Regions from separate parts of the Homo sapiens genome. Here region 1 is linked to region 2. The links are chromatin contacts, found by Hi-C in ENCODE. All regions are on one chromosome and are shown on one strand. The core of a region is the stretch at or near the end of the contact, and the rest is flanking DNA. Distances in the headings are between cores, read along the strand shown. Region 1 holds the start of RASGEF1B (RasGEF domain family member 1B). Region 2 holds the start of HELQ (helicase, POLQ like).

Region 1 (5,701 bases), core at 1,223-3,722, 2.0 Mb before region 2:
TAGGGATCCCAGCTCCTCCCCTTCAATTTTCTTACCATGTCTTTTTCCTTAGAAAGGTGTATTGAATTGTTTTTATATAGTCTATTGTACTCTATTAACTAGTAGTTAATTTTAGGTTCTAAGAATAAAATGTTATATAAGAACTATGTGTTATTATAATACTTTGATTTAGTTATACATATAAATACATATGTATATATGTACATATATGTGTATATATACACACACACACACACACATATAAATAATCTATTAGATGCTAAGCTGTAGGGGGTTAGCGGGAGACAATACATGGGAATGCTTTCTGGTGATTCTCTTCTCCAAAAGACAGTATGATTCCCAGGTATTAGATGTGTTAGTATCAGATAAAATATCCAGTGGAGCACATAAAATGAAGCAAGACTGAAAATGCACCATAGGAGAAATAAATTCTAAGAATGTAACACTTCGTTAGACAACTGGAAAGTACAAGGCCAATATGCTTAGTAGTTAGAAATGTTGCCCACCTCCAAGAAAACAAAGGATTGACCCGACATGCAGTGGAAGAATGCCAACAAGAAACTTGTTAATCAGTGGCTGATCTCATCTTCACCAGAAAATCTGCTTGAGAGGCATAATATAACGCTGTTTGTAAACCCTGATATCTGTCAAAAGTGCCCTAAGGTCCTCCTCTCTAGCTCCACCACTGCCCCTCACTTAAAAAAATAAAATTACCTTTAATGATAGGGTTTAACAAGCTGCCTTCTTTTTTTCTGTTATGAAAACCTCAACAGCAAATAATTTTTATTTCTTTTTATTAAAGAAAGCAACTCTATATTTGTTCTAAATCTCATGGGACCAGTTATTTTCACCCAAACGGCCAACCAGGTATATACGCTGCTTAACTGTAAACCTCCTTGTTTCTTAGCAGAGGCTTATCGCCATGGTCCAACTATGTTTTAAATTAAGGCATAGCCATCACATGCCAAGCTCTAGCTACTGTTTTCACGAGGAAAGGGCAATTATTCACCCCATCTGAGTGTGACTGTGCCAGACATCATTCAAGAGTGCACCACCCTGATCCCTAGACTCTTCCCCTTTATGCACCCAGTTCAGAGACCCTCCCTTCGGCCATTAGACCATCTGAGCTAAATATAGATCTACACACACCAGCAGTTCCTGACCGTCGTCACATGGTGCTGACGAAGGACTCCTTGGAGACGCGTTCGGCCCAAACACATACACAAATTTGTGTGCATATTCATCTATATACACCATATCCACCGAATTCATCAGGGAGGATGGACACATCTACATTCCGAAGAGAAAATCGCCGTCTAGACAATCTCCTTGTGTTATCTGCCACACTTGTGCCACCCTCGGCAGTGTCAGAGGATTAAGCTACGTTGCTTTTGCCTGAACTGCGCCGATTTGGTTGGGGCAAGACAGCAAGCAGTATTGAAATGGTACGTCCATACACACACACAAAGGCGCGCGCACCCCAGCCCCCGTCTCGCCCTTTTCCCTGGTGCAGCACTTAAGTTGTTTTCACAGCTCCCTTAGAAAGAACCTCCCTTAAGCTGACTGCCCGCGAGGCTCCTAGATACCTCTAGCTCATCTGAGATTCCCCAGGCAGGTGACCCGAGGCGACTCAACTGAGCTCTGGCAAAAGCAAGGCGACTCAGTGTCTCCCAAGTTTGCCAGGTGAACACCGAAGGATGACAGCACATCACCTTGTCGGTGGCGAGTATGTGACTTCTGTTCCCTTGTCCCTTCCTACGAGTCAGACTTTAGATTACATGGCACTGACAACAAAAATAAACAGCTCCCCCTACACACACACGCACACAAAACTGGTCAAGAAGTGGAAGAATCAACCTAGGTATGCACACGAAGGAAAGAAGGGATGAAAAAAATGATGGACGCGATTACAACTCAAGACAAATCCTCAAAAACCACCTATCTCGAGACAGAAGGCCTGGCTGCAGGATCAGGGAGAAAGAGGGAAGGCACAACCCAACCCAACCCAAGCCTGGCCCTGCCCGGGTCCCAGCGGCTCGGCCTCGCACCTGTTGGGGCCGCGGCAGTCCCAGGTACCCGCAGCGGCCGGGCAGGGGCCCTCCCCCGGTCCCGGGCTGTAACTCGGCTCTTGGCGCCCGCGTTCGCGCTCACTCGCCTCGGGATCTCCCGCCGCCTCGGAGCGCACCCGGCAGCCGGTGAAGTCTCTGAGCCCCGCTCGCTCCCCGCGCGGCCCAGGGATCTCCAGGGAGAGCGCAGCGCGCAGTAGGGTCCGGAGTTCCCGCTCCGGGCTGTGGTCCCCCAGCCGGGAGAACAACCCAGCCAGGGAACAACCTACCTGCAGGTGAACTCCGAGTCCTCGGCCTCCCGGCTGCGTGCCGCGCGCCCACAAATGCGACCAAAGGACAGGGAGCTAAAGCGCGCGGGAAGAAGAAAAACAAAATCTGTCTAACCAGTCGGGTTCCTTGTTTATACTGAAACTACGGCAGCCGCCGCCGCGCACGCCCCCCTTGGCTCAGGCGCCTGCCTCCCGCTGCCAGCCCCGCCCCGCCCCGGCAGGCGCGGGCCAATCACCGCGCAGCTCACCGCCCACGCCGCCGCCACCCGGCCCGGCAGGCAAGTCCCAGTGGGCCCCAGACTCCCGCAGCGCGTCAGCCTGGGTGCCCTCCCACGCGGCAGAGGCCCGCGGAGCCCAGCGCAGCGGTGTTTAACAGCGTTGGTCAGGCTGGCTCCGACTGTGCGCGTTTCCTCTTGAGTGCACCTGCCCCGGGCTGTTGTGCAGTCGTGAGTGTGTGTGTGTTCATTCACGTGTATACTATCTGTAAATACCGGCCCGACTCGTTACACAGTATTTATTAACATAATTGTGAGCTAAAGGTTACTGTCCATGTAACTTTCAGAAGAGAGCGGAGAGGAACCACAGAACATTTGCTTAGCAAATAACACATAGATCCTGGTGCTAAGCACTGTGCAAAACGCTGGGGGCACACTTGGCAAAGTAGGCTGGTCTCTGCCATTGTGAAACTTACATAGTCTAGTGGAGGACAGACATTCAGCAAATAATCACCCAAACAAAATGTAGAATTACAGCTGCTAGAAGTTGCACGGAGAGGAACCTGTTCCGTGAAACATGATTCCGGAGGCAAAGCAGGGAGGCTAGTCCTCAGTGAGGGCTGTGTTGTCATGGTAACCACGTACTCACTCCATCATGGGATATTTGATAACTATTTCAGAAAAAAGGTAAAAACCTCCGTACTTCACTTTGTACACATAAAAGGAGGCCAGAGGGAAATAATGATGGAAACAAGGGAAGAAAGAGACCTATGAAAAGAAAAAATTTACAGAATTAGGAGACTCTTACCAACTGTATTTCCTTGAGTAAGTGATACAGCTTTTCTGAGCTTCAGTTTTCTCATATATAAAACAACACTATTCATACCTGTCCTATACTGTTATAATTAAGATTACTGAGGGGGAGGAATCCTTTTCCCTCCTGCTCCATGGGTCCCTCCCCCTCTCCTTCCTGGGGTGGAGTCATTTTGACGCTCACTTTGTCTATTCTTAGCGGATTCCTCTTTCATTTTCTTCATTTATGCCTCCTTTTACTTTTCTTCCTCTTTATGATACTCCTTCCCTCCTTTGTGTAAATAGGACTCCTCTGATTCAGTAATTCACTCTAACCTACTTGAGCCTTTGACTTAACCATAGCTTCTCTGCAGTTTAAATGAGAAGCCATAAGGCCAAGGGAACTTGGTGGGCCAGCCATGCAGAGTGAAACACAGAGGCTGGGTGGCCCTGCCCTGCTGTTGTGGTTGTACTGGTTGGTTGATTTTTCAAGCTCAGTTTTTGCATCCCGATTCTGTAACAAACGAGCCATATGACATTGGGCCAGTCACTTACACCCTTGACATTACTGATCCTGTAGCCAGAAATTAAGAGTTGCAGGGGATTGCTGGCAAGATGGCTGAATAGGAACAGCTCCAGTCTGCAGCTCGTAGCGAGATTCACACAGAAAGCATGTGACTTCTGCATTTCCAACTGAGGTACCCAGTTCATCTCACTGGGACTGGTTGGACAGTGGGTGCAGCCCACGGGGAGTGAGCTGAAGCACGGTGGGGCATCGCCTCACCCGAGAAGTGCAAGGGGTTGGGGAATTTTCTCCTCTACCCAAGGGAAACCATGAGGGACTGAGCCTGAGGAACTCCAGCACAGATACTGTGCTTGTGCCAGTTTTCGCAACCCACAAACCAGGAGATTCCTTCCAGTGCCTACCCCACCAGGGCCCTGGGTTTCAAGCACAAAACTGGGTGGCCATTTGGGCAGACACCGAACTAGCTACAGGAGTTCTTTTTTTTTCCATACCCCAGTGGCGCCTGGAACACCAGCGAGACAGAACCGTTCACTCTCCTAGAAAGGGTTGCTGAAGCCAGGGAGCCAAGTGGTCTGGCTCAGCCGGTCCCACCCCAATGGAGCCCAGCAAACTAAGATCCACTGGCTTGAAATTCTCACTGCCAGCACAGCAGCAGTCTGAGATCAACCCAGGACACTCGAGCTTGGTGGGAGGAGGGGCATCCACCATTGTTGAGGCTTGAGTAGGCAGTTTTACACTCACAGTGTAAACAAAGCCTCTGGGAAGTTGGAACCGGGCAGAGCCTACTGCAGCTCAGCAAGCCTGCTGTGGCCAGACTGCCAAATTTCCCTTCTCTGGGCAGGGCATCTCTGAAAAAAGGCAGCAGCCCCAGTCAGGGACTTATAGATAAAACGCCCGCCTCCCTGGAACAGAGCACCTGGGGAAAGGGGCGGTTGTGGGCGCAGCTTCAGTAGTCTTAAACGTCTGCCTGACAGCTCTGAAGAGAACAGCAGATCTCCCAGCACAGCGTTCAAGCTCTGCTAAGGGTCAGACTGCCTCCTCAAGAGGGTCCCTGACCCTCGTGTATCCTGACTGGGGGACACCTCCCAGTAGGGGCTGACAGACACCTCCTACAGGAGAGCTCTGGCTGGCATCTGGCAGGTGCCCCTCTGGGACAAAGCTTCCAGAGGAAAGATCAGTCTTTGCTGTTCTGCAGCCTCCACTGTGATATCCAGGTAAACAGGGTCGGGAGTGGACCTCCAGCAAACTCCAGCAAACCAGCAGCAGAGGGGCGTGTCAGAAGGAAAACTAAAAACCAGGAATAGCACGTCCACTGAAAAACCCCATCCGAACATCACCGACGTCAAGGACCAAAGGTAGATAAATCCACAAAGATGAGGAAAAACCAGTGCAAAAAAGGCTGAAAATTCCAAATCCAGAACACCTCTTCTCATCCAAAGGATCACAGCTCCTCACCAGCAAGGGAACAAAACTGAATGGAGAATGAATTTGACGAATTGACAGAAGTAGGCTTCAGAAAGTGGATAATAAACTCCTCTGTGCTAAAGGAGCATGGTCTGACCCAGTGCAAGAAAGCCAAGAACCTGGAGAAAAGGTTAGATGAATTGCTAACTAGAATAACCAGTGTAGAGAAAAACATAAATGATGTGACAGAGCTGAAAAACACAGGATGAGAACTTTGTGAAGCATACACAAGTATCAATAGCCAAATCCATCAAGTAGAAGAAAGGATATCAGAGACTGGAGATCAACTTAATGAAATAAAGAGAGAAGACAAGATTAGAGAAAAAAGAATAAAAAGAACACACAAAGCCTCCAAGAAATATGGGACTA
Region 2 (5,573 bases), core at 838-3,337:
TTGTAATTCAGTAAGGTTGCCTATGGTAGTAATGCTGAGTTTGTTTTTGATACTTTCCGAGCAAAGATTTTCAGTGGCAAAGTCTGTAGCATGTTTCTTATGTTCAGGGAGTTGCATATATTTTTGTTCCAGGTCGTCAACTTGAGCTATAAAGGAGTTTTCAGTAAAGCTATCATAGTCACCAAACATGTCCACTTCACTGTCATTAGGCTGCAAAGAGAACAAAAACGCTTATGGTCAATTCCAGTTTCATTAAGAATAAAAGCTTCACCAGCCTGGCCAACATGGTCAAACCCCGTGTCTACAGAAAATACAAAAATTAGCCGGGCATAGTGGCATGCTCCTGTAATCCCAGCTACTCGGAGGCTCAGGCAGGAGAATTGCTTGAACCTGGGAAGCGCAGGTTGCGGTAAGCCCAGATCGCGCCATTGCACTCCAACCTGGGCAACAGAGTGGGACTCTGTCTCAAAAAAACCAAAACAAACAAACAAACAAAACCCCCAAAAAACACTTCAGCCTAGGGCTGTACCAAGTATATAATTATATGGTCACATATGGATCACAGACCTATATGTAAATAGATATCTTACAGCTGAAGAAATGGAGGCCCAAAGAGGTTAAATTACTTGCCTAAACAGCAGGTTCAGGAGTGTTACGATGATACTGAGATTCTAATTTTTGAGACAGGGTCTGGCTCTGTCACCCAGGCTGGAGCACAGTGGCTCCAGCCACTGCACGATCACAGCTCACTGCAGTCTTGACATCCTGGGCTCAAGCGATCCTCCTGCCTCAGCCTCCCAAGTAGCTAGGACTACAGGTGCAGGCCACCACACCCGGCTAATTAAGAAAAAAAAATTTTTTTTTTTTTTTGTAGAGACTGGGTCTCTGTTGCCTAGGCTGGTTTTGAACGCGAACTTCTGGGCTTAAGTGATCCTCCCATCTCTGCCTCCTAAAGCACTGGGATTATAGGCATGAGCCACTGCACACGGCCAGATTGTAATTCTTAAAGCTGTACTAAAACAGCAGGAAGACTGGTAGACGTCTACTGAAATGTCAGCGCATTCGAAGTTTCTGATAACTGCAGCGCTTCCCTCCCAGACTACAATCTACAGTGACTGGCCTCTAACAGAAACATGGTTGTACCACTAGACACTCCAAGGAGTTCCTAGGAATTTGGAATTGAGACTGAGAAACTGAATACTGACTTGGAGTGGTCTGCTACACAGAAGACACACAAACCTGGAGGCAGCAATATAGTAAAGTGATTAAGACAACAGGATTTGGAGCAAGAACTGTACTATCTCAACTTTTCAGGGCCTGATTACTGTCGTAAAATCTAGATAATATAACTAGCTTAACATAACGGGTCTTCAATAAACAGCAGATTTTATTTGTACAGTAGGAGCTGCAGTTATCTGGAAGCCTAGATTTGTGTCTCAGTCATGCCACTTAACTGCTGCGTGCACAACTTTTATGTCTCGGGGTTTACATTTCATATTTATATAGAAATGTAAATAACAAGGCAATCAATACCTCCTAAGTGCCGATTAACAGTGGTAACGAAGACGAGAGAAGTAAACGAAGGCGATAAAACTGGTCAACTCTTTGCATCTGGGAAGGATGCCAAAAGTTTGCAGTTTCAAGTTCCAAGTCCTCCGTACCTGGTCTCCCACCCCTCTGTCAGTGGGCATGTGACGTAGGAGGTCCGGGTTTGTATCACCACCTCCAAGGACGAGACATTCCGGGGAATCTGAGAGTAGAAGGGGCTGTACCTCAACCGGCAGTACGCCCGCGGTTTTCCGCCTCCTGTTCTCAGCCACCATTTCCTCCTCCTCTTTCCCCTCATCTCCGGGCACGAGCTCGGCCGCGGTGGGAGCGCCAAAAATACACCCCAAGCTTGGACGGTTCCTTTTGGGGAGAGACACCCGCCGGCGGATGCGGGAACCACATTCATCCATGGCAAGGACCCAGGGCCCTATTCAGACGTCGTTCTCAGTGACCCAGACGCTAAGCCCATATGGAAGGGAGAGTGGGACGCCGGAGCCCGCTTCTACATCCACCTTGGGAAAAGACCCCAAGTTAGCTCTCAGGGCTCGCGGACCGGAAGCACGCATAAACTTCTACCCTGTCCAATCATAAGCCTCACGTGACCTGCCGCGTAGGGAGGGCACGAACAGAAAGGTGCTGCGCATGCGTATTGAAAAACCTCACCTACTCTCGCGGGTCCTCAGCGTTCTCCTGCGGAACCTTTGAACGGGGTACTCGAGCCCACAGGGGAAGAGCAGCGGAAGGGGCCTTTCGGAACGATTTGGAACGAAAGGAAGTGGAAGAAACGCGGAACCATGGCCGCTGTGGTTGCTGTTTGCGGTGGTCTAGGGAGGAAGAAGTTGACACACTTGGTAACGGCTGCTGTCAGCCTTACACATCCCGGGACTCACACGGGTAAAGTCTCCATATCCTATGCTCCATTGTAGCGCTGCAGGCATTAACCTTAGTCCTAATGGTTAGAGTCGTCCCTGTTAGCAAAACGACTCTGGTTTCTAGGCGATTAAGTTTCTCCAAGATGGGTGGGAATCTGTAATTGCCTTTGACTGTTTTAGTGTCGTCTAATCCACTCCTTTAAAGTATTTAAACGTATGAGGAAGTTGGAGTGGTTCTTAAAAAGCAGAGACTTTCCTAAGATCTCTGGATAATCTTAGTGAGGAAGGGACATTTCCAGAGTCGCCCAGCAGCAAATTCCAGATGTCTAAGGTCCCCAAACAGAACAAAATTGCATAATTTTTGCAATTTTATCTTCTCTGTGCTTCTCTATAAATTCTTTCTGGGACGGGTCTGTTACTTTCTTTTTGGTATGACAGTGCCTTTCTGTTGCTTCTCCTATAAGAATTTGCATTAAGAATTTTCTCTAACCATGGAATGAAGGGAAAATAAATGTCAGAAAGAGCAGGTATGGGCGGGAAAATATGTTCTTTTCCCCCTAAGCCCTGGAAAGCACACCCATGTTGAGTCTTACTCTGTCCCAAATATAAAAGTTTTTAACCATTCTGAATATAATACAAAACCTTTCTTTAATATCGTGTCCCTTAATTCATCCTGTCTCCATAAAAACAAAAATCTTTAGCTATTCAGCTAAGAAAAAGAAATGGTTAATTGCTGTTTCTGTTTAATCGCAGTGCTTTGGAGAAGAGGTTGTTCACAACAGGTATCCAGCAATGAGGACCTGGTAAGAATTTTTTTTTCTATTAGTAAGGCCTTTGCAAATATGACCAAAATGTTTTTCTTTTTAAAACGAGATCTGGTATTAGACTCTAACATCTTTTATTTTAGCTACTTGAATAGAGTTCTGCCGTAGGACAAAACAATTTGATAATTACTCTGAGTTCAGAAATGATGATGAATTGATTGTAGTCATGTAGTCAGCTGAGTTTTGAAGTAGGGGAATTCCTAGATTAGAAGCAAAGCTGCTATAATACCATATTTTTCTTCCTAGATCTTAAATTTAAGGATATGTGATTTGGGAATTGTTTTTTTTTTTTTTACATAGCCCTTTGTAAGCAAATGATATGGGAATTTTAAAAGGTAGTTTGGGTGAGCAGAATTTTAGATAACTGAAAAGAGACTGTACAAAGCTTAGCTATAGGTTGGCTATAGTATTAACATGGACTTTCTGAAAGCACAGGTTCTTGCTACATGCAAAGGTATTTTGACACTAATTAGACCATACAAAGCACTTGGCACAGAGCTGAAGAGTAGTTACGTGAGCTGAATGTAAATTGGAAAGTTTGAGGAATTGGAAAAAACAAAAGAACTTGTCTAGTTTCTCTGAGCATCTGTCTTGGTAATCTAATCCATGCACCATACTTTAAGAAAGTAAAGGGACATTATTTCTTTTTTAGTTCATAAATCCCACTTTGTCTCTAATCAAAGTTATGGACCCTCTCCACAGAAAAAGGCACACAGTCCCATTCATTTGAAGTTTTGCATACGATTACAGGGAGTCATGGGCTTCAAAGCCATTTCTAGATTAAGAACCTCTATCCTGGAGACAGCCATACTGACTGTAGGAAGGAGGCACTGTGACAAAAGCATTAGAGGCAGTGGTGGTAACAGAAAAGCCAAAAAGACTGATACAAACTTATATAGTAGCCTGGGGTGATAAAGTCAAAGAACCTTTTATTACAGTAAGTCATGGGCCATTATCTGTGTATAAAAATAGTGATAAAATACTTGATAGAGACATGGGGATGGATAAATTAGGGATTGTACTCATTTAAGAATGGCATATGTTATCTATTGTGTTGTAAGTTTCCTTAAATCTAAAAATTTTTTCATTATCTACAATCTGAGCAAAGCATTGGAACACTTTCTTATCAGACATCATTTTTGTTCTGCCATAAAATTTTATTCTATGAAGATTGTACTTTATTCCAGAATCTTCCCATGCGTTAATCCGTAGGCTAAACTAAAACAAAATAAAGTGCTTATACAAAATATGTACACAGTAAGAAAGGTATAACTAATCCTTTGAATGGATTTGAATGTAGAATAGTAACCTTTTAAAATTCAGAATTAACACATCCTATTATCAGACTTTTCGTTTTTTTCCCTAGCCCATTTCAATGGAAAATCCTTATAAAGAACCTCTTAAGAAATGTATCTTGTGTGGAAAGCATGTAGATTATAAGAATGTACAGGTGAGATCTGGTTTTACTTCACTATATTTTAGGGTTTTGCTTCTGATAGATCTGCTTAAAGAGAATCAAGTCAGTTTATAGCAGGCTTTTGTAGAGGTAACTGTTTTAGCAACTTCATAATTTCAAATTTGGTTATAATTCTATGTATAAGCTTATCTCTGCTTTATTCAAGTAAAAGCACCTTGGCTTTCCCCCACTTACTGTTATTTCCACTCTGTTTTTTTCACTACCCCAAACATCTTAATAGCTCCCTGTGGCAGTAATTCTCAATTGGTGAGGGTCAGAACTTTGGAAAAAGCTCATCTGGTGAAGCTGATCTCTTTATCTCACCACCCATATCACTGATTCACATATTACTTATCTCTTGTCTAACTCTCAGCAAGTTAGAAGTTGCAAATTTGGGGCAAGTGAATAGCGCTAGAATTCTGTATGTTGGCTGGGTGTGGTGGCTCACGCCTGTAATCCCAGCACTTTGGGAGGCCAAGGCGGGCGGATCACCTGAGGTCAGGAGTTTGAGACCAGCCTGGCCAATGTGGTGAAACCCCGTCTCTATTAAAAATACAAAAATTAGCTGAGTGTGGTGGTGCATGCCTGTAATCCCAGCTACTTGGGAGGCTGAGGCAGGAGATTTGCTTGAACCCAGGAGGCGGAAGTTGCAGTGAGCTGAGATCGTGCCATTGCACTCCAGCCTGGGTGACAAGAGTAAAACTCTGTCAAAAAAAAAAAAAAAAAAAAAAAAGAATTCCATATATTGACAATAGTATAAAGTGATAGCTGCCTTTGAGGAAGAACCAAGAATTACAAAAACACACATACTAGGAAGATTATGCAAAGTGCCAAGAATAATGACTAGCACCTAGAAAGGTTCTAAAGAAGTAT

The links. A loop is a pair of places that touch in the nucleus more often than their neighbours do. Pooled maps may share reads with other maps.
Region 1: a map of CD8-positive, alpha-beta T cell shows a loop between it and region 2 (10-fold over the local background). The contact joins the promoter of RASGEF1B here to the promoter of HELQ in region 2. A Hi-C loop is called at or near these places in 3 of 168 maps with a recorded cell type or tissue (CD8-positive, alpha-beta T cell and naive thymus-derived CD4-positive, alpha-beta T cell) and 7 of 50 pooled maps.

The regions. Positions count from the first base shown.
Region 1 is chr4:81,469,435-81,475,135 of GRCh38, forward strand. It overlaps RASGEF1B (RasGEF domain family member 1B), which reads right to left and starts at 2,473. Exons shown (of 14, transcript NM_152545.3): 1 at 2,336-2,473. RefSeq lists a silencer at 2,405-2,814.
Region 2 is chr4:83,453,736-83,459,308 of GRCh38, forward strand. It overlaps HELQ (helicase, POLQ like), which reads right to left and starts at 2,088. Exons shown (of 18, transcript NM_133636.5): 1 at 1,662-2,088; 2 at 1-210. The coding sequence starts at 1,958. It overlaps MRPS18C (mitochondrial ribosomal protein S18C), which reads left to right and starts at 2,323. Exons shown (of 6, transcript NM_016067.4): 1 at 2,323-2,442; 2 at 3,174-3,223; 3 at 4,611-4,694. The coding sequence starts at 2,343. RefSeq lists enhancers at 1,336-2,166, 1,595-1,644, 1,985-2,094, 2,081-2,375.